3 separate regions of the Homo sapiens genome follow, and all the other regions are linked to region 1. Evidence: chromatin loops called from intact Hi-C (ENCODE). Cell type or tissue: IMR-90. All regions are shown on one strand.

What was found. Hi-C counts contacts between places; a loop is a spot of excess contacts. Peaks named below come from ENCODE experiments on the same cell type or tissue, not always from the same donor. Only the 100,000 strongest peaks of a DNase experiment are listed, where the experiment ranks them.
Region 2: it touches region 1 in a loop (3.0-fold over the local background); 10 of 110 quality-filtered maps call a loop at or near these places.
Region 3: a loop joins it to region 1, with 10 times the contacts of the local background. A loop is called at or near these places in 99 of 110 quality-filtered maps.

What each region holds. Positions count from the first base shown.
Region 1 is chr7:106,038,512-106,046,511 of GRCh38, forward strand. No RefSeq gene overlaps it. Among named protein-coding and RNA genes, the nearest start is that of SYPL1, 70 kb to the right of the region's middle. RefSeq lists an enhancer at 4,119-4,619. In IMR-90, CTCF peaks have their summits at 1,130, 2,796 and 4,471 (motif pointing left); DNase peaks (open chromatin) are centred at 1,430, 4,420 and 7,280; H3K27ac peaks cover 3,148 bases; H3K27me3 peaks cover 659 bases.
Region 2 is chr7:105,585,943-105,593,942 of GRCh38, forward strand. No RefSeq gene overlaps it. Among named protein-coding and RNA genes, the nearest start is that of EFCAB10, 8.4 kb to the left of the region's middle. RefSeq lists enhancers at 249-308, 3,596-3,785 and a silencer at 5,800-6,094. In IMR-90, a CTCF peak has its summit at 3,720 (motif pointing left); a DNase peak (open chromatin) is centred at 3,689.
Region 3 is chr7:105,648,009-105,656,008 of GRCh38, forward strand. All of the region lies in intron 4 of ATXN7L1 (ataxin 7 like 1), which reads right to left. Among named protein-coding and RNA genes, the nearest start is that of EFCAB10, 71 kb to the left of the region's middle. RefSeq lists silencers at 1-163, 7,554-7,848 and enhancers at 174-1,373, 4,672-5,395, 7,567-8,000. In IMR-90, a CTCF peak has its summit at 4,531 (motif pointing right); DNase peaks (open chromatin) are centred at 1,913, 4,553 and 7,153.

The DNA of each region.
Region 1 (8,000 bases):
AGTGGGGGTGTGTGGGCTGGGGGATATGTGTGGAGAGGAGTTTGCATATCACATAGGGCCTTGTAGGCCACTGTAAGGACTTCGGCTTTTACTCTGAGTATGATGGGAGCCATTGCATGGTGTTGAGCAGAGGAGTGACATAACTTACTTATGTTTTGAAAGCATCTGTCTGCTGATTTGAGAAGAGACTTAAGGAAGGGAGAGAACAAGGGTAGAAGTAGAAAGACCAGCTCTGTAGCTGTTGGATTCATCCAGATATGAGATGGTGGGGGCTGGGTCCAGGGGGGCAGAGGTGGAGGACAGTAGAAACCTTGTGGTACCTTTGTGAAGGAGTGTCCCGGATATGAATGAAGTCCTGAGTTCTCTTGAGCCCTGTTCCTGTATGAGATCAAGGCTCCCCAGCAGGCATGAGCCCCTCCCTCAGTGGAAGCTACCAGACAAAGTCATTTTAGATAATACTGAGCGGCTCTCCCGAGTGTGACTGCCCCATGCTTGGTCTGCAGCGGGGGAATGGTAGTCATGTGTGCACACATAGGTGTGTGGGGAGAGTGAAGAGACCGGTCAGTGTTCCGGCCACATCACACTTCCCGGCAAGATTCCAGTCGATGACCCAAGGAAACAGGAAACAGGCCTGCAGGGTGATTTCGAGGTCTGGACTCTATGCCCCGCTGTGAAGGTGGTTGTAGGCAGCCCTCAAGCTGAACGGTGCATTCGATTGGCTCTCAGTCTGAAAAAGTACAGTTCTGATTAAACGTCAGGAGACCTGAATTGTAGGAAACTCTAACTTCTGTCTAGGACTCCCCAGAGAGTTGAAGTTCTTAGAAAACTTGTCTGTTTGGGGGAACAGAAGGAGATGAATGTGTTCTGGAAAACCGGAGCCTTATGCCCAAATTTTTGGAGACGGATATCACTTAAAATGGTGCATCCCACTGTCCCCATGGGTACAAACCATACAATCAGTTCTGATGCCTGGTTTGGAAAACGTGATCCCCGTCAGTGTTGAAACCGAAGCAGAGCATGCTCGTAAACTCTGATTTTCCCCATGTGACTGCGAGCTGGGCTATCCGGGTGAGGCTGGCCTAGGGCCTGGAGTGAGCATTGTGGATGCTTACGCTCTAGGCCACAGCGCCCTCAGCAGCCTTTTCATTAGGGTGGTGTTCAGAGACAGACTGTGGCTGCTGCAGCCCCTTCAGAACCCGGGGCAGCTGAGGGAGAGAAGCCGCTTAATCTGATTTATAGGCAAGGCTCACAAGAGTTGCACTCCCTGCATGGCCCACCTCATTTGCTGGTCCATGGTCAAAGCACACTCCAGCTGGCAGGCTAAGGGTCCTTTTTAAAATAACAGTTTTATTGTGATTTAACTCACATGCCATAGAATTCAGTGGTTTTTAGATATTCACGGAGTTGTGCAACCACCACTGCTATGTAATTCCAAAACATTTTCATCATCCCCAAAATAAACTTCACGCACATTAACAGTCATTCCCCATCCCCAGGCACTGGCACCGCTGAACTGCTTTCTCTCTCTATGGATTTGCCTATACTGGACATTTCATAGAAATGGAATCATACAATGTTTGTCCTTTTGTGTCTGGCTTATTTCAGTTAGCATAATCTTTTCAAGATTCATCCACATGGTAGGTCCATACATTCATTTTTATGGCTGAATAATGGCCCACTGCATGGATATACCACATTTTATTTATCCATTCATCAGTTGATGATATTTGGGTTGTTTCCATCTTCTGGCTGCTATAAATAATGCTGCCATGAGCATTTGCATACAAGTTCTTCTGTGGACATTTGTTCTTATTTCCTAGGTATATACCTAGGAATGGAGTTACTGGGTGATGTGGTAACTCTATATTTACCTTGTTGACCAACTGCCAGGCTGCTTTCCACCATGGCTGCACCATTTTAAATTTCCACCAGCAATGCTCAAGGGTTTCATGAGCTTTTCAAACAGACAAGTGAGGCACCCTTTGCTCAGGTTGCAGTGTCGGGCTTTCAGCCCTTCCCAGCTTCTGTCTGCTTTGGTTTGAGGAGTCTGATCTGGCGTGCTGGCACACCTCGCTGAGGTTAGCAGCAACAGCTCCTGCTGCACCTTAGCAGCCTGCAGAGAAGTCTCTGGAAACCTCATGATTGCAGTGCGTGCCTACCACAAGCGGGCCCTCCACCTGCACCATCTATAATCCTCATGGCACGCCTCTGAGAATGGTCTGCATCTTGAAGATCATATCCACTTTACAGATGAGAAAGCTGAAGGTTGGAGAGATTAGGAGACTTGTCCAGAGGTCACAGAGCCAGGATGGCAACTGAGTGTGTCTCCTCTGAGCCTAGGCAGGAAGGGCTTAGTGATGGCCTTTGATTTGTGTTCTGATGGGAAAAGGGGTCAGGTGACTGGACCCCCAGATGGATCCTCTTGCTGAACAGCTCTCTACCCTGAAAGTCCAAGGCTGCTCATGGCTGCAGAAATCTTCACAGGTTCAGAGTCAACACCAGCCTCTGCAGGAGCAATGTGTTCTGAGCATATCCTGTCTTTTGAGGCTTGAGTTAGGGGTCTGAAACCACCCCTGGCCTCCTGCAACCCTGCCAAGCCCAGCGCACTGCTTTGGGCAATGCAGGAGGCAATGTTTATTCTTTTCTCTGTTCTTCACACACCCACTACCTATCTGCTGCTCCACAGAAGCAGCCTCATCCTGGCTATGAGTACTGAAGTGCCTTCCAAGCAGAGATCCTAATCACTCAGGAACAGCCTCTACCCAAAGGCTGAGGGGCTGCAGTGATCTATGTTGGCCAGCAGGGGCGTGGCCTCTCTATTTGCCATTTAGCGTCCAGTGAATGGTCCAGGAACACCTCTGGTAAAAGACTACTCTCCCTTCTCTCCACCTTCTCCCGAGCCTTTCAGGGTATGTGTCCTCAATGCCTGCAGAGAGCAGCCACAGGGCATCCTGGGCCAAGATTCCACCCTGTGGCCACCGCAAAAAACCACAGCAGCAATGTGGTAGCTTGAAACCAGGGAATGTGGCGGCACCAAGCCTTCTGGAGGAAGGAGTGAGTGGCTGCTCCACCCACAAGTGGCCTTTTCCCAAAGGGTCCAGGACAGCTATCCTGGCATTTTGCCAAGCAAACTATGGCCACTGACCAAGACAGCACCCAGTTGGGTTCAGAACAGGTCGATCACTGCTGACATATGTAGAGAGGGTTAGAATCCATGGGGGTTCTTGGCATCTCGGAATACACACCCCTGAATTTTGTTTCCTTGACATACCATCTTGCTACATGCTCAGGAGAGTAAAGTTCCCAAATTCTGTCTTTGGTTGAGTGTGTGTATATGTGTCTGTGTAAGTGTCCCTGTAGTCATAAGGAAAATCACTTTGCATTTATGGAATGCCGGCTACATGCCAGATCACGTGAGGTCTTCACATTTATAATTCTACTTAATGTAGAATTTATATGTGTAAATTTAGTTTACATATGAAGAATTGAGGCTCAGAAAGGGTGTGTGACCTGCCAAAGGTCACACAGCTAGTAAGTGGCAGAGGGAGGTAGGATCTGAAAGCAGATCTGACTTTTAAGCCCCTGTGTGCCAGGAGTAGATTCTGACAAGCCTAGTAAGATAGGTGACCCTTGGCCAGGTGCGCTGGCTCAAGCCTGTAATCCCAGCACTTTGGGAGGCTGAGGCAGGCAGATCACTTGAGTCCAGGAGTTTGAGACCAGCCTGGCCAACATGGCGAAACCCCAGCTCTACCAACATACACAAATTGGCTGCACATGGTGGCTCAGGCCTGTAGTCCCAGCTACTAGGGAGTCTGCAGTGGGAGGATTGCTTGAGCCCAGGAGGTCAAGGCTGCATGAAGCCGTCAGCGTGTCATTGCACTCCAGCCTGGGCAACAGAGTAAAACCCTGTGTCAAAAAAAAAAAAAAAAAGGAAACTAAAAAGATAGTTGAGCCTCTTGTTGCTCCCACCCCAACACTGCCTCAATCTTGCGGTTGCTTTGAAAGAAAGGGGCAAGGCTGGGAGCAGAGTCAGAAGGGGAGGATAAGGACAGAATTTGCAAGCTAGTTTATTTAGGAACTGGTGAAATTCAGAAGGGTTGAAGGAGGCCTCTAGGATGGCGACCTTTCCCTAAGCAGCACATCGGTGTTACCGGGCACCGAGAGAGAAAGGTAAAAAGGAGAATGAAGAGGAATAATGGGAGGTGGGGAGATAGAGAGAGGCTGGTGGCCTGAAGACGCTTGCAAGGGGACTCCCCTGCCTGGGGGGCTGGCAGGAGCAAGCACAACCTTCATTCTCTCTAGCAGGGCCAACAAAGGGCAGCTGAATCACAGTATTTCTCAAGAAATAAAAATTCCTAGCACACCCCTGGGGCCTCGGGGAGAAAAACTGACAAGGTGTTGATTGAAAACATACCGCGCTGTGTGCGCCCACAGGGTGAGGCCGCGCTTGCACAGGTTCACAGCGACACCTAGTGGTCTCCTGGGGCACCTGCCGCCTCTGCAGAAATGGCAAGGTTGGTGGGCCACAGGGTGACTGGGTTCCTGGAGGAGATTTGGGGTCCAAATCAGACATTTCCTCTTTTCCCTTGCTGTCAGCACGCATATTTTGCACAACTGTCCACCCTCCAACTGTGTGAAACATGTCGGTATTCTGAGGAGAGTCAGGGGTGGGGCCGGGGGCCATTGGTAAAAGACTGGACTTCCTGGTTGGACACGGTAGCTCACTCCTGTAATCTCAGCAATTTGGGAGGCCGAGGCGGGCGGATCACTTGAGTCCAGGAGTTTGAGACCAGCCTGGCCAACATGGTGAAACCCCGTCTCTACTAAAAATACAAAAATTAGTCGGGCGTGGTGGCACGTGCCTGTAATCCCAGCTACTCGGGAGGCTGAGCCAGGAGAATCGCTTGAACCCAGGAGGTGGAGGTTGCAGTGAACCAAGATCGCGCCACTGCACTCCAGCCTGGGCAACAGAGCGAGACTCTGTCTCAAAAAAAAAAAAAAAGAAAAAAAGAAAGACTGGACTTTCTAATGTTCACCCCAAGACTAACAAGGTATGCATATCCAACTGGCTCTGCACCATCTAGATTTTCTGAAGTGGTCACTATTTCCTCTAATTTTATTCTCTTCATTTATTCAATATAACTAAAAGTATTTAATGGTGAAATCCTCAGATGGCTTTTACACAAATGAATTCTCCAGTCACAGAAATTTCTTTGTTGTCGACCTGCTCAGAAAATAGAACAACTATACTTCTATATTAGGTCAAAGACCTTGATGTCCATAGTGAACCTGATCAATAAATCTGCTTAGAAATGAAAACAATGCATCTCTTTCTGGATAATAGCACTTGAACATTTTTGTTCCCTCCCTGGCCTCCTCTCATGCCATTTAAGCCTTGGCTAATTTCCTTGTCTGAAGGCCCCCTGGAGACAGAGCATATCCAGTGTGAGCACAATGCCTGAGACATCGTTGATACTCAAAAATGATTTCTTACTGAATGGCTTCAGCTCCTGATGGAGCAGCAGATGCCACAGGAGGAAGGTCAGAGAGTTCAGTCCTCCGTGAAGCGCTGCCAGAGGATTCCAGACTCTGAAGGGAAATGATCAGACTAGCAAGACCCTTGCTAGGGTGTCCCTACCTGCAATCCAGCTTCTTGTTAATAGCTGGGGATGACTTGTGGTTAAGTGGTAGCCCAGTGTGGCATTTGCAGAGTTCTGGAACAAGGCTATTAAATGTCTGTGGGCTGGCACTCCTGAGAGGGCTCCATGTGGCCATGCTTTCCAGACCCCCTCAAAAGCCCCACTGGAGCCTTTCCTTGTAAAGAAGCCATGAGCTTCTGTGAACCAATCCTGCTGGGATGAAAACCATTGTCTCCAAGCTAAATTTTATCCAAATTACATTGGCCAAATTGTGTTGCATTAACTGGGTTTCTTTCTGGTTGCAAAGAACAGAGAATCATAGGTTTATTGGGATATAACATGTGAAAATAAAGAGTTGGCTCCATTGCTCAGTCTGTCCAGAACCCAGAAGAAGCAGAAGACCTCACTTCTCAGGGGTGGTGTAGTATAATAGATATTAGTCATATTGGTGCCACCCCAACATCATTTGAAGAAACTTCTTAAATTTGGAAAATACGCCATGTGAGGGGTGCTACCTCACCAGGGTGGAGATCAGAACTCAGTTACTCAGACTCCTCTGCAGCTAGGACACAGGCATGTGACATAGGCTCTGTGGATTGGATGCAGTATGATGAGATTTCAGTCTGGAAGAGTGAAAAGCCAGGGAGAAGCTGCTGCATGGAATTGTTCTTGGTGATGGGGCGGAACATGGTGGAGGGACATGGAACCCCAGAGGCAGCAGAGACAGAGATGATAATAGTAACATGCACCAAAGGCAGTGGGATCAAGCCTGTGACCAGACAGGTGAGGATTTGGGTATTGTTTGTGGCTGCAGAGTGCCAACCCCTATTTCTCCGACCTTGCTGGAGAGTCTGTGAGCCACTAATATGCGTCCATAAGTTCTTTTCTGTTTAAACAAATCAGAGGGGATTTTGTTGTTTGTAGGTAAGAATCCTGATTGATAAAAGCCTAGTGAGGACTCAGGGAGACTGTGATCAGAAAGTCATTTAGCATGCAAGGCATCTGTAAGAGGTTAATGTCAGGAGTTCAAGGATCTTTGCTCCGGAGAGGTTGTGCTCAACTATTTTGTTTGGGGCTGAGGCTGTTGTTACTGCCTGTTTAACATCCCTTAAGCAATAACCATTTTCTACTATTAGGTCCTGTATTCTGGTGGGGCTGACATCATGCCCTAGCTCCAGAACTGGGCATATGACCCAGGCCAGGCCAATCAGATCACAGCTTCTCCTTGGCTCTGTTAATTGGTTCAGGGATGGATACGTGTTCCAAGGTGGACCATTGAGAACTACCCCTGGGACTTGTGCTGTAGATCTAGGGAATTATTCCTTATCTGCTGATGCTGCTAAGCTGGAAGGAGGTCAGTAGGAAGCATGAAGCCAATATTGGTTACCTTGTTGAGTGTGGGAAGAGCCTGCCAACCAAAGAATAATGCCAACTGAAGGAAAGAAAAATAAGAAGAGAGAGAGAAACAATAATTCCTGATGATGTTGGGTATTTGTATGCAGCCATCATTGAAGTCTGTTCTATCCCTAGATTTTTCAGTGACATGAACCATCAGATTCCTTTGTAAGTTAATTTTGAGTTGAGTTTCTGTTACTTGAAACCAAAAGGTCCTGACTAATACAATGGCACATGTTCAAATATCAGAATTTTTGGCAAGCCTTTAGAAGAATTAAATAACATCCTTGGTTATTATAGCGTTAACTTGGTTACTCTGCAAGCCCATGTCTTTGAGAATAACTGTTATGGCCCCAACTGTGCTCTCTTCTGTCCTCACAAGACAGTTTTCACACATTCTGGGAAACTTGGTTGTGTTGGCACACACTTATCATTATACTCTACCTCTTCCCTCCGATGTGCGTGTTTGGGATTCTCCCATTCTACAAGGAGTATTCCTCTCAACATTCTGTCCAACAAGCACTGTTGTAACAATACATATCCTCAGTTGCAACAAAAGGTGCATTTTCTACCTTGAGCACAATGTGTTAGCCACCTGTGCAAGGTATGCCGCCAGCTGCTGTGGGTGTGCAGAGATATTTGGGTTCAGAACCACTGGTCCTAGGGCTCTGGCATCAATATGACTCTCTGCCTTCGCTCTTCACTCACCTCTTCTAAGTGTTTCTTCAGGACTTTTGTTCTGCTACCAGTTGGCTCATTTTCTCTTTATCTCTAAAATCAGTTTCCTGGCCAGGCATGGTGGCTCATGCCTGCAATCCCAGCACTTTGGGAGGCCAAGGCAGGAGGATCAGTTGAGGCCAGGAGCTTGTGAACAGCCTGGCCAACACAGCGAGATCATGTTTCTATAAAAAAAATTCTCTTTAGACCCTAAAATTAGTTTTCTCAGAAGGAAAGATAATTCAATGG
Region 2 (8,000 bases), 450 kb before region 1:
AAACCAAATGCCACATGTTCTCACAAGTGGGAGCTAAATGATAAGAACACATTGACATAAACAAGGAAACAACAGACACTGGGGTTGACTTGACAGGGGAGGGTGGGAGGAGGGAGAGGAGCAGAAATGATAACTACAGGGTACTGGGCCTAATACCTGGGTGACGAAATAATATGTACAACAAATCCCCTTGATATCTGTTTACCTATGTAACAAACCTTCACATGTGCCCCCAAACCTAATATAAAAGTTACAAAAAATAGAGTGGAAACAGGAGATAGAAAATGAATGCTAGGAGACTGAACCAAGTCTGAAACAGAAAGTAGCCATGGTACTGGGGACATGTGAGCACTGTGTCTCCAGAGGGCAGGCCTACCTTGAGAATGCTGAGCTATCTGGCAGGCCAGAAAAGCCCTGATCATCTGGGAGAACTAGAGGAGATTTTAGGGCTAATGTTTGGGTCCTTGGTGCAACTTTGAACAGAGAGAAGGGATAATGCTCTTGTCCTCAAGTCTAGAGGAGGTGTTCTGAGGAGGGAAAAGACTTACTCTCTGAAAAGACTTGAAAGCTGTGTGCCCAGGGCAAGGTGAGGTGGCTTATGCCTATAATCCCAGCACTCTGGGAGGCCGAGGCAGGAGGATTGCTCGAGCCCAAGAGCTTGAGACTAGCCTGTAATGCAGGATTTTCTTCTGGGTCACTTTGCAAGGCAGGGACTTCTAGCCTGTGATGCCCTACCCAGGCCTCACTCTCCTGCTGCAGGAGATGGCCTGCCCACTCGGCCTACCCGGGCTGAGTCTGGCCTGTGCTCCAGTCCCGGAGTTCTTATCCCTAACCCAAGAAGAATGAGGATGCGCTGAGAATAGAAGAGAGAGCAAGGAGGGGAGTTTTATTGAGTGACAGAACAGCTCTCAGAGGCCATTGCGGGGAGGTCAGTCCCCAATCCCAACGGTCAGGTGGTTTCTCCCTGTGCTGCTGGGTCTGGGGCGTTTTATGGACTCAGAATGGGGAGTGTGTGCTAGTTGGTGTGTGAGTATGCAAAAAGGGTTAAAGTGAAGACACCACTCAAAGGTGGGCATGAGAATATAGAAAACCAATTAGGAAAGGGTAGGTATATGTATAATAGGGGAAGGGTGAGGATCAATCAGAGGAAACATGCCAAATGGGAAGACAAGTTCTCAGTCTGGTCTGAGGATTTAACCTGTAGCTTGGCTTTCAGGCTTTAAACTGTCTTTGGCTTGGAGGTGGGGTTTCACAATTGACTTACCCCTATCTGCCCAGGCTTTTGGCTGCCTCCTGTTGCTGTCACTTAAACAACATGCAAAACCCCATCTCTACTAAAAATACAAAAATTAGCCAGCTGTGGTGGTACACACCTGTAGCCCCAGCTATTCGGGAAGCTGAGTCATGAGAATCGCTTGAACCTGGGAGGTGGAGGTTGCAGTGAGCTGAGATTGTGCCACTGTATTCCAGGCTGGGCAACAGAGCAAGACTGTGTCTCAGAAAGAAAACAAAACAAAACAAACAAACAAAACTATGTGCCCAAATCTGCACCACTGGCTTGGGTTTGTAAGAAGGGTCTTTCAGAAGGATGTTGGAGACTGTTCTACAAACTTTTTAATAGCAGAATACTTAAAAAAAAAATCATATGTGGAATCTCTTCCCATTACCCCTGTCCACAAATACATATACAACAGATAAAAGAGCACTACACTGGAATTCACATAGAATAAGATCACATTTTCTTGTGTTTTTTTTTTTTTTGAGACTGAGTCTTTGTCACCCAGGCTGGAGTGCAATGGTGCATCTCGGCTCACTGCAACCTCCTCCTCCCAGGTTCAAGTGATTTTCCCACCTCAGCCTCCCAAGTATCTGGGATTACAGGCACCTGCCATCATGCCCAGCTAATTTTTGTATTTTTGTAGAGATGGGGTTTCACCATATTGGCCAGGCTGGTCTTGAACTCCTGACCTCAGGTGATCTGCCAGCCTCAGCCTCCCTAAATGCTGGGATTACAGGCATAAGCCGCCACGCCCGGCAGCAAGATCACATTTTCTAAGCTCCCTTGTTTTGTATCTTTCTTACAGAAGCATGGCTGGCTGCCTGTGTGATCATAGTGACAGAGTTAACTGGAGCCTGGGGAGCTCTGAGGCAGAGACAGAACTCAGCTGACAAAGTTGATGCATTGCTCTGGTGCCTGTGGATCCGAGGGCCCTCTCTGAAGCCTGGTTCCTGATGGGTTCCAGGGAGAGTTTGAAAACTACTGATGTGGATGTTATTCTTCAGTGGTTTTTTTTTTTTTGATCCACTCCCCTGGGGACTTGCTTTACTTTCAGTGGTAGAAGGGAGAGTAAAGCGTAAACAGGAAGACCCAAATTATGTGCCCCTCCTTCAAATTCTGGCTAAGTGCTTGAACCTGCAGGGTTGACCAAAGCTGTATGATCGCTTGGGAAAGCGGCTCTGGCTCTGCTTAGCGGCCAGTACAGCAGAGGCGAGGCGATGACAACAGGGATGAGAAATGGAGGGGGAGCCTGCAGTGGTGACAGTGACTATGAGAAGCAGGAGACCACAGGCCTGGGGAGGAGGATGCGAGTCACAGCAGACAGAGGGGGCTGCTTTACGTCTGCTGTCATGATATCCTTCAACTTGCCCAAGGCCAGTGTGGCCTAAACAAAACAAAGTGGAAAAAATGTAAGGAATATTCCTTAATAAGGGAGAGAAGACAAAGTCCTGATCCCCTGCATACAGTGGTTTCTGCTCAGTGCTATAAAGCACAAGACATTGGGTCTTCTCCTTGAGAACGTCATATATTATTTTTCTGAGACAGTCTTGCTCCGTCGCCCAGGCTGGAGTGCAGTGGTACCATCTCAGATCACTGCAACCTCCGCCTTCAGGTTCAAGTGATTCTCATGCCTCAGCCTCCCGAGTAGCTGGGACTACAGGCATACACCACCACGCCCGGTTAATTTTTGTATTTTTTTGTAGAGATGAGGTTTCTCCACGTTGCCTAGACTGGTCTCAAACTCCTAAGCTCAAGTGAACTGCCCGCCTTGGCCTCCCAAAGTGCTGGGATTACAGGTGTGAGCCACCGCACCTGGCCTATTTTTTATTTCTATTGAGACAGGGTCTTGCTCTGTCACCCAGGTTGGAGTACAGTGGTATGATCACAACTCACTGCAGCCTCAACCTCTTCAACTGAAGCAATCTTCCTACCTCAGCCTCTAGAATAGGTGTGACTACAGGCATGCACCACCATGCCCAGCTAATTTTTTTTTTTTTGTAGGGTTGGGGTTTCACTATGTTGCCCAGGCTAGTCTCAAACTCCTGGGCTCAATCAATCCTCCCACCTAGGCCTCCCAAGTGCTGGGATTACAGGTGGGAGCCACTGCACCTGGCTGAGAACATATTTACTTACTCTTCAGGAGTTACTTGGTCCCTGAATAGCTCTGCTCTTTGTACTCTGGAACCTCAAATGACACTGAAACTGCAATAGTCTGATTTCCTCTGGCTATGAAGTTAGGCTGAGGAGAGCACAGCGGGCCCTGCTGACCTCTTGCCAAGTTTCTGGTTGTTTTCTTTTCCAACAAGGCTGGGTCCTTTCTGCATCAGAGGAACGACACTGTGTGCTCAGCACTCTCTCAGCACAACTCAGATGGTGCCCTGCATCTCCCATTGCCCTGGAAACCACGCTGAAGAGAAGTGTCCGGATGCCACCTAGTGGAGTTAGCTATTCTCTGTTGGTGCCATCTGTTAATAAACCAAACTGGGCTTAATGAATCATCTTCAGCATCCTCATAGCACTGCTCCTTCCACAACTTGTCCTCACCTCCTCATCACTCTTAATATTATGACTAATTCTTTTAGTGGTTGTAGGGTGGCTCCAGGTGGGGGGCATTCATGCTGTGGTTCTCAGTCCGGGCAACACCTTAGAACCACCTGGGAGGCTTTAAAAAGTACTGGTATCTGTGCCCATTTCAGGCCGTGAAACACAATCTCCTGGGATGGGGCTGGGACATTGGTGGTTTTGCTGTTGTTGCTTTAACAGCTCTATTGAGGTATAATTAACATTTGATAAAGTGCACATTTTTAAAATGTTCTATGTGGTAAGTTTGTATACAGCCATGAAATCATCACTACAGCAAGATAATGAACATTCATTCCCCAACCCCATCCCCAGGCAACCACTGACCTACTACCTGTAACTAGAGATTTGTTCGCAAATGGAACCATAGTATGTGGTCTTTTTTTTGGTCTGGCTTCTTTCACTCAACATAATTTTTTGAGATTCATCCATGTTGCTACATGTATTAATATTTCATTCATTTTTATTCCTGAGAAGGATTCCACTGAATGTATATATGAGAATTTGTTTACCCACTTACCTGTTGATGCACATTTGGGTTGTTTTCAGTTTTGGACTATTGCAACTAAAGCCACTATGAATATTCATATACATGGATATACAATTTCATTTATCTCTGGGAAATACCTAGGAGTGGAATGGCTGGATGGTCGGTACTTAATTTTTTTTTTTTTTTTTTTTTTTAACAGTCTCACTCTGTCATCCAGGCTGGAGTGCAGTGGTGTAATTAAGGCTCACTGCAGCCTGGACCTCCTGGACTCAAGTGATCCTCCCAGCTCAGCCTACCAAGAAACTGGGACTACAGGCGTGTGCCACTATGCCCAGCTAATTTTTTTTTTTTTGGTAGAGACTAGGTCTCACTATGTTGCCCAGGCTGGTCTTAAATTCCTGGACTCAAGTGATGTGCCTGTCTTGGCCTCCCAAAAGTGCTGGGATTACAGGTGTGAGCCACCATGCCCGGCTTTTTAAATTTTTATTTATTTATTTAAGAGACAAGGTCTCACTCCGTTGCCCAGGCTGGAGTACAGTGGCACAATTATGGCCCACTGCAGCCTTGAACTGAACTCCTGGGCTCAAATAATCCTCCTGCCTTAATCTCCCACGTAGCTAGGAGTACAGACACATGCCACCACACCTGGCTAATTGAAAAAAAATTTTTTTTAAGAGATGGGGTCTTGCTATGTTGCCCAGGCTAGTCTCAAACTCCTGGCCTCAAGCAATCCTCCTGCCTCGGCCTTCCAAACTGCTGGGATTACAGGCATGAGCCGTTGTGCCCGGCCATGTGTCTAACTTCTTAAGAAACTGTTTTCTGGAGTGGCTATACCATTTTGCATTCCCAAGCTGATAAGCATTAAAAGCTTCCCACATGATTCTAATGGACAACCAGACCCGAGTCCCTGCATTACTCCAAGCTGGGTGGGTTGAGGCGAAGGGCTGGGCAGCGTTTGATCAGGAGTCCACAAGAGTTTGAGAGTACACAGCTTCTGCTTGGTGTAGACTTACTGTGATTCTTGACCCAGCACAAACACTGTAGTCTCCTGGGAAGGCTTTTTGAAAATGCAGCATATCCCACTGCTTCATTTGACTAGCCTAAAAAAGAGAAAGAAATTTAAAAAAGGAAAATGCAGTGTCTGCTCCCTCTTCCCCCAGAGAGTCTGATAAAATTGCTTTGCTCTGAAAGTAGGAGTGTGGGCCTGTTTCAGTCATCAGTTCATTAACAGCTCCCCCGCAGGGTTCTAGAGCATAGAGTGACCAACTGTCCTGATTTGTTATGGAGGGAGGGGTTTCCAGTGCCATGAAACTTTCAGTGATAAAACTGGAAAAATCCCAGGTAAACTGGAACACTTGGTCACCCTATGTGTGGACCACCAGCATAAAGACACTGGGCTTTAGTGTCAGGTAGACTTGTCAGTCTGCCTGTCAGCCTTGAGTTATAGCTCAGGGTGTGTGTTGGCAGGGGAGGGAATTGTATAAGATGGAAAATGAGGAGACATGAGTGTCCAGAACAGACTGGGGCCTGATTTCCTCTCTCCATTTTTTGTTTCAACGAGGAACAAGTCAGAGATGGCTCAGCTAGGAGTTTTGGTTGCTATTAAAAAGGAAGGAAAACAATATAAAGGGTAATTTCCTGAGAAAACACGCAGTGTGCCGTAATGGCCTTTGGAGCCACACTGCCTCACTTCCAATCCCAGTCTTACCACTGCCCGTTAACTGTGTCACCTGGGGCAAAAAGCTAGATTCTCTGCCTCAGTTTCCTCATGGATATAATGGGGATAATATATCTACCTCACAGGGGTTGTCTTCAGGACCGAATGAACCAATATATGTAAAGCTCTTAAAATGGTGCCAGGCATGTACTAAATGTTTGCCATTATCATCTTAGTCTTGTTAAAATGAGAGGAAAAGAAAAATTCCTATAGTCTCTATAACCTATGTCCATAGGCTGTCCTGCTTGGTTTCCTATGGAAATGTTTTTGGAGTAACATTTCAGATTTTGTGTGTGTGTGGTTTTTTTCGGTCCCAGGGTCTCACTCTGTTACCCAGGCTGGAGTACAATGATCCAATCACAGCTCACTGCAGCCTTGACCTCCCAAAGCACCACCATGCCTGGCTAATTAAAAAAATTTTTTTTTGCAGAGATAGAAGTGTATGTTGCCCAGGGTTGTCTTAAACTCCTGGTCTCAAGTGATCCTTCTGCCTCAGCCTCCCTAAGTGCTGGGATTACAGGCGTGAGCCACTGCACCCAGCCTTGTGTTGTGTTTTTTCAAAACTCTAGACTCTTGGTTCTATGTGGCAATGTGAGAGGAAGGCAAGATATTTATTATATGCTTAATATTCTTGTGCAAATCATAAGGGAGACATAAGTTTAGAATGTGATTTTACTTTCACCAAGTTGTTTCATTGGTGAGCTGCCTTTTTTTTTTTTTTTTTTTTTTTTTTTAAGATGGAGTCTCGTTCTGCCTTGCCCAGGCAGGAGTGCAGTGGTGCGATCTCAGCTTACTGCAGCTTCCGCCTCCTGGGTTCAAGCAATTATCTTGTTTCAGCCTCCCAAATAGCTGGGAATACAGGCGTGTGCCACCACATCCAGCTAATTTTGTATTTTTAGTAGAGATGGGGTTGTGCCATGTTGGCCAGGCTGGTCTCGAACTCCTGACCTCAGGTGATCCACCCACCTTCGCCTCCCAATATGCTGGGATTACAGGCATGAGCCACTGCGCTCAGCCAGGGAGCTGCATTTTTAAAGTTAAAAACAACCAACCAAGAACATAGACTAATAGTGACAACTATTAGAACTCAAATCTCAAAAGTTCCATCTCAGTCTTTGTAAAATAACATTTAACATCTGAGGCAGTACAAGATGGACTCGAAAAGTGTATCCAGCCTTTGCTCATTCTTCATGGACCTAAAAAGCAAACATGCTTAAAACATTTTAAAACACTAAATTCATTTTACCAAACATGAAAGTGTAGAAAACATCGAGTGGCCACAGTATGAAGGATGGCAGGACAAGGTTGGGATCGTGGGCCTATGATACCCCTTTACAGTACTTCATTAAAAAAACTTGCTTCTCCCGATGCTAATATCTCATAACTGTAGAATCAGTAAATTGACATTGCTACAATGCTATTAACTCAGCTATAGATCTTATTTGGATTTCACCAGTTTTTACATGCACTCTTTTTTTCCTTTTTTTTTTTTTTTTTTTTTTTTTTTTTTGAGACGGAGTCTCGCTCTGTCGCCCAGGCTGGAGTGCAGTGGCGCGATCTCGGCTCACTGCAAGCTCCGCCTCCCAGGTTCACGCCATTCTCCTGCCTCAGCCTCCTGAGTAGCTGGGACTACAGGCGCCCGCTACCACGCCCGGCTAATTTTTTGTATTTTTAGTAGAGACGGGGTTTCACCGTGTTAGCCAGGATGGTCTCGATCTCCTGACCTCGTGATCCGCCCGCCTCGGCCTCCCAAAGTGCTTCCTGTTTCATTTTTGAGGCTACTTCTGAATTTCAGAACATCATATTATAAACTGAGCCTAAATTTAGCTCCCATCACACTGGCTAGTTCTGTTTAAGCTTTAATTAGGTCCACCAAATTGAAGCCCAGAACAAAATTTATGAACACCAACACTCTTTGATCTTCTATATTATTT
Region 3 (8,000 bases), 390 kb before region 1:
CGTGCAGTCCTCTGGATTGAAGAATGGGAAGCATTGGGGAAAAAAGTCTGATCAAGAATGTTTCAAAGATTTCAAAGACCAGGTGAGTTGGTAAGGGGCTGGGCCACTGAGTGAACACCTCTGATGTGAGGTAAAAGGACTTGGCAGAAGGAGAGAAGGGAGACTGCGCTCTTTTGGGTGTGTTCTAAGGGTGTTCATTAGCTAATGGAGAAGGGCTTAGAAGAGTGAAGGAGAAGAACCTAGAGCTGTCCCTGATACTTTTTTCTTTGGTGTCCCTTCTCTCCCTCAAAAGCTTTGGGCTTTCTCTCTAAGGGAACCTGCCTTGGCCTGGACTGAGAAGACACAGAAGCAGGCAGCTGAGTGATGGTGGGAAAGGCATTTGACCTTGCCATCCTCTTCCCCAGTATACACGCTAGCCATCGGGCCAGCCTTTCTTTACTACAGCTGGCAACAGCCCCAAAGTCCTGAACTGAGAAAGCAAAGGAGGAAACGGTCACAGGATAGTGCCACAGAATCTGGAAAGCCAATCCCAGAGATGATGCTTTTTGAGCAAAAACATTCAGCTGACATAAGAGCCTATTAAGAGCCCCACCCCCCACCTCCCATACACACAGATCCCGCGTGTGCCTATGCTGCAGCCACAGTGCAGTCACAGGGAAGCCAGTGTCTCGGAATTGTCCTCTGCTTCCTCTCACTGGCCCCGTGTGCATCCCCCTCACTTCCTCTGCTGTCACCTTCCCCAGCCAGGAAAGTGTCCCAGCCTTGGGCACGCCCCTTCCAGATGGCTGTGGACCCTGAATGACAGGTTGGACTTTTTTTTCCATTTGGAAAGAATCCAAAAGGTTCTAACCCCTGCTTTCACAGTATGGGCATCTCCCATCTTCTTTGTGTCTAATCACAGTAACGCAAACACCTCCATGTGCAGGTGGTGAGACCTGGGAGGGGGTGGTGAGTTGGCAATAGCCTGATGGGTGACTCAGCAATTTATTACACTGTTTGCTTAGGTGACAAACAAGCCTGGCAGTTACCCCCGAGCTTAGCCAAAGCCCTTCAAAGTTCCTTTCCCTTCAGTCTAAAGGATGCATGTGCACACTTCCCAAAGTCGCACAATTAGTTGCATTTATCAACTCACGATTGTCCTTTCTTTGTGGAGCAGTGTTTGAAAGGGAAAGATGAGTCTCCACTCTTCCCCTGCTGCTTTCATAATGCCTGTTTTGTTCACTTGGGATGAACTCTTTCAGAGAGCTCAGGGCTGCAGCCTGTTCCCCTGCTGTGTCTAATATGCTGGGAGTAGTTCTCTCCTCATCATCTCTGTACCTCTGTCTCGGTCCTGGGAAAGAAACCCAATGCCGAGAACACCCTCCCTCATCCCCCTTGCTACGTGGGGGCGATATCTACCTCTGTTTCTTTTGTGCTGCTTTAGTTGCCCACGTCTTCTTCCTTTGTGCTTGGCCTGTCTGAATTTATCTTTCTAGATCAAGGCGGGTCCTCTGGCTTTAAGAAACATGGTTCTCTTGGCATCAAGTAGATTCCCCTCCCTGCCCAGTGATGTCTGCAAAAGAACAGAGGTGGAGACTCATGACGGTGCCATTGCAAGAGCCACCAATGTGCCGCAGGGCCAGCTGCCCACCTGCCAGCTACGCTTTCCTGGTGATCATGATCTATATTCTTTGATTATCAACAGAAATGCCTTAAGAGAATGGTTCTGAATGTCTCTAGGTCTGCAGAAATTATTGCCAGCCCTTCTTCACTTACCAGAGCACGGTAAAGATGAATTTGACAGGCAGGAGCCTGAAGACATATGGTATTTGTGCTGTGGGTTTTGTGTGTGATGAGAGTTCTCAGCTGTCTGATTTCCTCCACCAATTCCTTCGACAAAAGCCTATGTGCTTATGCTGCTGGCCTGGCAGAATTTTGAGAATCTCTGACTCACTGGCAGAGCCTTAGAAGGGCCATATCACCCAGCCTCTTGGCTTCCAAGCAGTGATAGCATTAAGTCATCCCCAATAAAAAGGAATTTACCCTCTTTTAAAATGCCCTTGGAGAAGGAATTCAATTTGGCTCTCTTGGATGTATTTTGGCAGCTACTATGAGGAAATTATTTATATCCAATCTAAATTCTTTAAGTTGAAGAAGTACTTGGGAGATTCTAGAAGTCTGAGGGGCAGGCAATCACTAAGAATCAGGGTAAATAACAGAGACACAAAGTCCTACTACCGTGGTATGACAGATACAGTTGATACTGCATAAATCCTGACAAGTGAATAAATGGTATTTTTGCGGTGTGTCTGGAAAAATATTGGGAAAACTTTCAGAAAGCCTGTCTGTAAACACCTTTAGCAAACAGAAAACAGGTATTCAACCACAGAGCATGGTAAATAAGAATATCTGCCAGATAAATCTAACATTATTCTGTGGCTGAGTGTCAGGCCTGGTGGTTAGAGAGGAAGCATAGTGTCTAATCTCTCCTGGCCTTTGCACAGTTTTGGATTCTCTCCCACATAACACACCTTCAGTAAACTGGGGAAATGTGGTCAGACCACACAGTTACCAGGTGAGTGGTCCTGGCAGCAGAGACAAAAGAAAAATGGGTTAGCAGGGCTCAATTTCAGCCTAGAGTGATACCATGCAGAGCTCGACAGGGACCCACTGCCGGCCAAGAAGGTCATAGTGTCTTCATCAGTGACTTGGATGATGGGCCAAGACTTTGCTCCTCAATTGGGTTAAGAGATGATTAGCTGCTGAGAACAATGATGTGAGATTTCCTCCTGAGTCAGTTAGGTGGGAGGAAAAATGAACAAGCTGACTTGGAAGAATTGTAAAAATGGCCAGAAGCAAATCAAATAAAATCAGGGAGAACAAGTATGACTGAATTGAAGGTCTGTGCCTTGTCAATATTCTGGCAAATTTATAGAATGTGGAGTGTTGGAAGATAGTTTATAAGGCTTAGATAAGGCTTAGAAATATAGGCTTTCAAATCAGACCAACCTAGACTCAAATCCTGCCTTTTCTGTTGCTGGATGCATTACGGTATCACAGCCTTCTGGCTACCCGGTTTCAGAGCCTCAGTGAGCTTATCAGGACTCTAAGAATGAGAAAGAGGACACCTGGCCTGGCAAGGAGTGAGTGCTGGTTTCAGTCCTGCCTTGGTGGGGTGGTCTCATGCAGTGCAAAGCCCACACAAACATATGTGGCTGCCCTGCCTAACTTATCTCAGGCCTTCCTGGCTCCATGCCTCAGTTTCCTTATCAGTCAAATGAAGATAATAAGAGATATTTGAAGTGATTAAATGAGGTAGTAGATACCAAGTGCTTAGCATAGTGCCAGGCACATAGCAGACTCTCAATAAACTCTAACTAAACCAAAAGGGCACAGAGGATCCCAGCATCTGCTCTCATCCACCGATACTTGAAAGGTATATATGTGGGGTGCAAATCATGGTCACCATCAGAAAACTTCTGCTTCCTTAGTCCCTTCTGGTCCCACCGTGGAAGGAGGGGTGGACAGGGTGGAGGCAGAAGCACCAGCAGAGGGTGGGAGCAGCAGCCTTCCACATTCATGCAGAGTAGAGGACTCCTTCTGGGTGAGGCAGTGAGGAAGAAAAGCAGAACGAGGTGGGGCCAGATTCAATGGCCCTTTTCCAGGACCTGTCAGCCCTACTTCACAAGCCCACCTGCTTCTCCATCTCTAGTATTCTAGGCACTGCTTAAGCCTGGACTAGTGGTTAAAGGTCCCATCTGTATAGGACATTCTGGAAGAGGAGTAAGGAGGAACTCCAGCCTCCTCATGCACAAACATGTTGTCTCCTGCAATCCTGAAGTATGTTAGGCATTGGGGCTCTCTGCTGGTTCTAAGATGCCTCCCAGAGAAATAACTCTATAAGCCCCCCTCTAGGCTGCTCCAATTTTCTGGAAGCAGGAGGCCCCAGCGCATGTCTCCCTGCTGGTCTGTTAGTCTCTCTTGTACTTCTGTTATTCATGGCTTCCCAGGGCATGGAGCTCAGAAGGTGGTCTCCAAACCTGCTGGGAGAATAAGGAGTGCTAAGTGTCCTGACATTCCTGGGGAGTCCTAGTGCCCTAGGACTGTGAACAAGTCAGCAAGTCAGAGAAGAGGAGAAGATAAAAAAGGAAAAATCGAGCCCTCATGCAGTAGGGCATAGGATGCTGCACAGGCTGCCTTTGGGACCAGCTGTGTCTGCAGCAGTGTAGCCTTGGGCAGGGAGTCCAGGAGCGTTTTAAGGATAACCCTAGACCTAATCAACTGCACCTGCTCAGTGCCTTTCCTCTGCAAATGAGAACGAAGAGCCACACAATTCCAATGAATGGCCATTGAAATTCACATCAATAAGGAAATGGTATCAGAGCCTGGGAGGGCAGGAATTGAGAACGTAGAGATTAGGAGGCAATTTGATTCTGCAGGGAGCGCTGGTGCAGGGTGAGGCAGAGCCCCAAGCACCCTGTCCCCAGCACTGGCCCAGAACAGGCTCCGCTCAGGAGCAACAAGCGGGAGCACTCCCCTCGGCAGCCACCAGAGGTCATTGGTTCCTGCTGTTCGAGCTGTAGGCTGCTCTGCAGTGCCTTCCAGCCAGTACAGCCCAGACAGTTACTGTTTCCCAACAGTCCTGGAGGAAACCCTGACCCAAGGGGAGACAGGGCAACTCCTTACAGAACACCCTCCATCCCCCTGCCAGGAAGGCTGGGAGCTGGCACCTTGAGCAGAGACCCTGGGCTCCCATCCTAAGCCTTTGGCCTTCAAGAAGCTTTTTCTGAGCACGCTGAAAGATGAGGAAATGGCAAAGCATCCCAGGCTACTTATCAGTGCTCCAGCTTCTGGCCAGGTACCCTGACACCTGCTGCTCCCAGTTTCCTGCCAGAGGAAAAGCCCTCAGGAGCACCTTCCCTCCCCCAGGCATCACTCACTCACTCTGCTTTTTCCTTTTTTGTATTAGAATCCGGTTCTGGGCAGGCAGCCTTGCACCTGAACCACCTCCATCCAGAAAACAAAGCACATTTTCTTTTTAAACCCTCAAGGGTTTATTCTGAATGGCATTTTTGCCATATTAAAAAAAAAAGTTTATCTTCACACTGACCTACAGCAAACTCAGGATATTCTTTGTTCCAAATTAAATAGACTTTTTCTTTTTTAATCTCTATGTTAGCAATATCAGGCCGGGCATGGTGGCTCATCCCAGCACTTTGGGAGGCTGAGGTGGGTGGATCACTTGAGGTCAGGAGTTGGAGACCAGGCTGTCCAACATCATGAAACCCCGTCTCTACTAAAAATACAAAAATTAGCCAGGCGTGGTGGTGTATGCCGGTAATCCCAGCTACTTGGGAGGCTGAGGCAGGAGAATTGCTTGAACCCAGGGGATGGAGGCTACAGTGAGCCGAGATCGTGTCACAGCACTCCAGCCTAGAAGCCAGGGAGAGACTCTGTCTCAAACAAACAAAAACAACAACAACCAAAAAACTCTATGTTAACAATATCAGCATCCAGTTAGAAACCAGCTCTTCCCTGAAATTCAGTCACTCACAAGTCAGTCTGACCAAAGTCCACCTCTTAAACAGCTGTTAAAAGGTCCAGGCCTCAGCATCGCTTGCAACCTTTCTGGCTTGGCCTCTCTGTGTGTTCTAATCTGTTTGCACTCAGCCACCAACGCAAATCTGACCATGAAAGTCTTTGTGGGCTGCCCAAGGCCCAGAGGTCCAAGTGTAACCTTCACAGCCTGGCCCACCCCACCCCTCCTGCCCCAGCCACCTTCTCCTGTAGCCTCGCTGGACTTCTCACTTCTCCTTGAACACCAGTGCTCCGGCCTGGCTCTGTGCCTTTCTGTGGGCCGGGCTCTCCTGCTGGTGTGCCCTCCCCCATTCTCCAGGTGAACACTCCCCCATCTGTCCAGATCCGGAGGAAACATCCTCTTCTCTCCCAGTGCCTGCTGTTCCTTCCTAGGTGTTTCTGCTGCACTCATCATGTCCTATGGCAAGGTTTTATTTCTACATCTATGTGTCCTGACCAGACTGTGAGCTGCCTGATGATGGGAACCCTGTCCCAGTATACATGTCGCTCTGGAATTATCCCAGCAGCCTATACATTATCTAGCATTTAGGAAGGGCTCGATAAATGTTTGATGAATGAATTAATGTTCTCAGTGGAAGTTAAATCACATAACACAATAAAAACCAAACTGGCACCCCACCAATGCTTGGTAAGAACAAATGCTTTAGGTGGGGATCAGGCTGTGCTGCCTCTCCTCTTCTGAGAAGAGATTGTGCAATGACAAAGGTGAAGTGTCCGCTCATAGCGGCACATGCTGCACACCTACCATGCATGAGCAGTGAGTTATGCACTCACGTGCAATACCGTGTTTAATCTCTATCCCCAATTTCATAGATGTGGAGCCTGAGGCTGAGAAAGGCTTGCCCCAGGTCATTCCACAAAATGAAGGGCAGAGAGAGCTTGACGTCAGGCAACACCGAGGGTGGTGCTCTTTACTGTAGCACTGGAAGCCAGAAGGCCAGGGGTCAAGTCTCAGCTCCTCTGCTGTCCCACTGTGTATGTAATCTCAGCCCATCGCTTCATCTCTTTGGGCTCTGTTTTCTTATCTTCACCACAAAATAGTCTTTAGGCTCAAATAGGATTGGGCTATCAAAACATCTAAAAATCATAATGAGCTATGCAGCTATGAAGGACCATGGTTACTAATCTCTGTGGCTCATCCCTCTTCTTTCCTTCAGGCCATTTTTTTTTTTTGAGACGGAGTCTTGCTCTGTTGCCCAGGTTGGAGTGCAGTGGCACAATCTCAGCTCACTGTAACCTCTGTCTCCCAGGTTCAGGAGATTCTTGTGCCTCAGCCTCCCAAATAGCTGGGATTACAGGGACACACCACTACGCCTGGCTAATTTTTTTTTTTTTTTTTGTATTTTTAGTAGAGACAGGGTTTCACCACATTAGTCTTGAACTCCTCACCTCAAGCGATCTGCCCGCTTCAGTCTCCCAAAGTGCTGGGATTACAGGCGTGAGCCACAGTGACTGGACACTTCAGGCCATTTTCTTCCTTCCCCAGCTGTCTTGGTCTTACTTTTCCTCCCAAAGCTGGATTCCCTATTTCTGAGCACTTCTGTGACTTCACAAGGTTGGCTGCATTTACACCCAAGGAGCTGTCCATTGTCCTTACCTTTGCTCATCTGAAAACCCAGTGAGCAGGCAGCCTTAGATGTTTAAATTCCCACGGCCTCCCTGTCCTGGAAGGGACACTCTGCCCCCAGCCGCAGCCCCCACATGCTTCAATATTCTGGTCTGTCTACCTTCCCACCCTCTCTTACCCCTTCCCTCTGAAGTCCATTACAAAAACATTAAACTTCTACTCTGTAGGCAAACAAGTGGGAGCCATCAAAGAGTTGTGGGCAGAACGGGCTCACATCACTCTGGGGGGGTGTGTGGGGTGGACAGGAGGATGGGCAGAGTGAGGGGCAAGGAGGCCAGGGAGAGGCAACTGCAAGAATCCTGCTGAGGAATGCAGGGCAGTCACAGGGGTAGGGTCCTTGCAGTGTCTGCGGCTCCTTGGGTTGCTCGTATTTCACAGCCTGAGACGACTCTCTGTGTCTTCAGGGAGCCATCAATCCTGAGCCTTGGTCTTGCCCCCAGTTCACGCCAGCACCAGGCAGGAAGAGATAAGCCGCCCAGTTTCTCCCACAGGCATCTGGCCAGGGCCTCTCAGTGATCGCTTCCCTCTCCATAAAGCGTTGGGAAGACTTCCAGAGTGCTTACACTCCCTCAGCCCCAGTTGCTCCGGGAAGACCCGCCTGGTAATTCCAAGCATTTGGAGAGGAGCCCCGCCTACCTGGGGAGAGGGAGCCCTCCCCCACCTGCTGCAGGGCATGCACAGGGAGGCCAGGGAGCCTGCTGATTTTTCTTTTGCTTTGGCTCATTTTCCTCCTGGAGCAGCGGGCTCATCTTCTGCATTTTTAATAGCTGAGCATATTTAGCATTCAACACACACG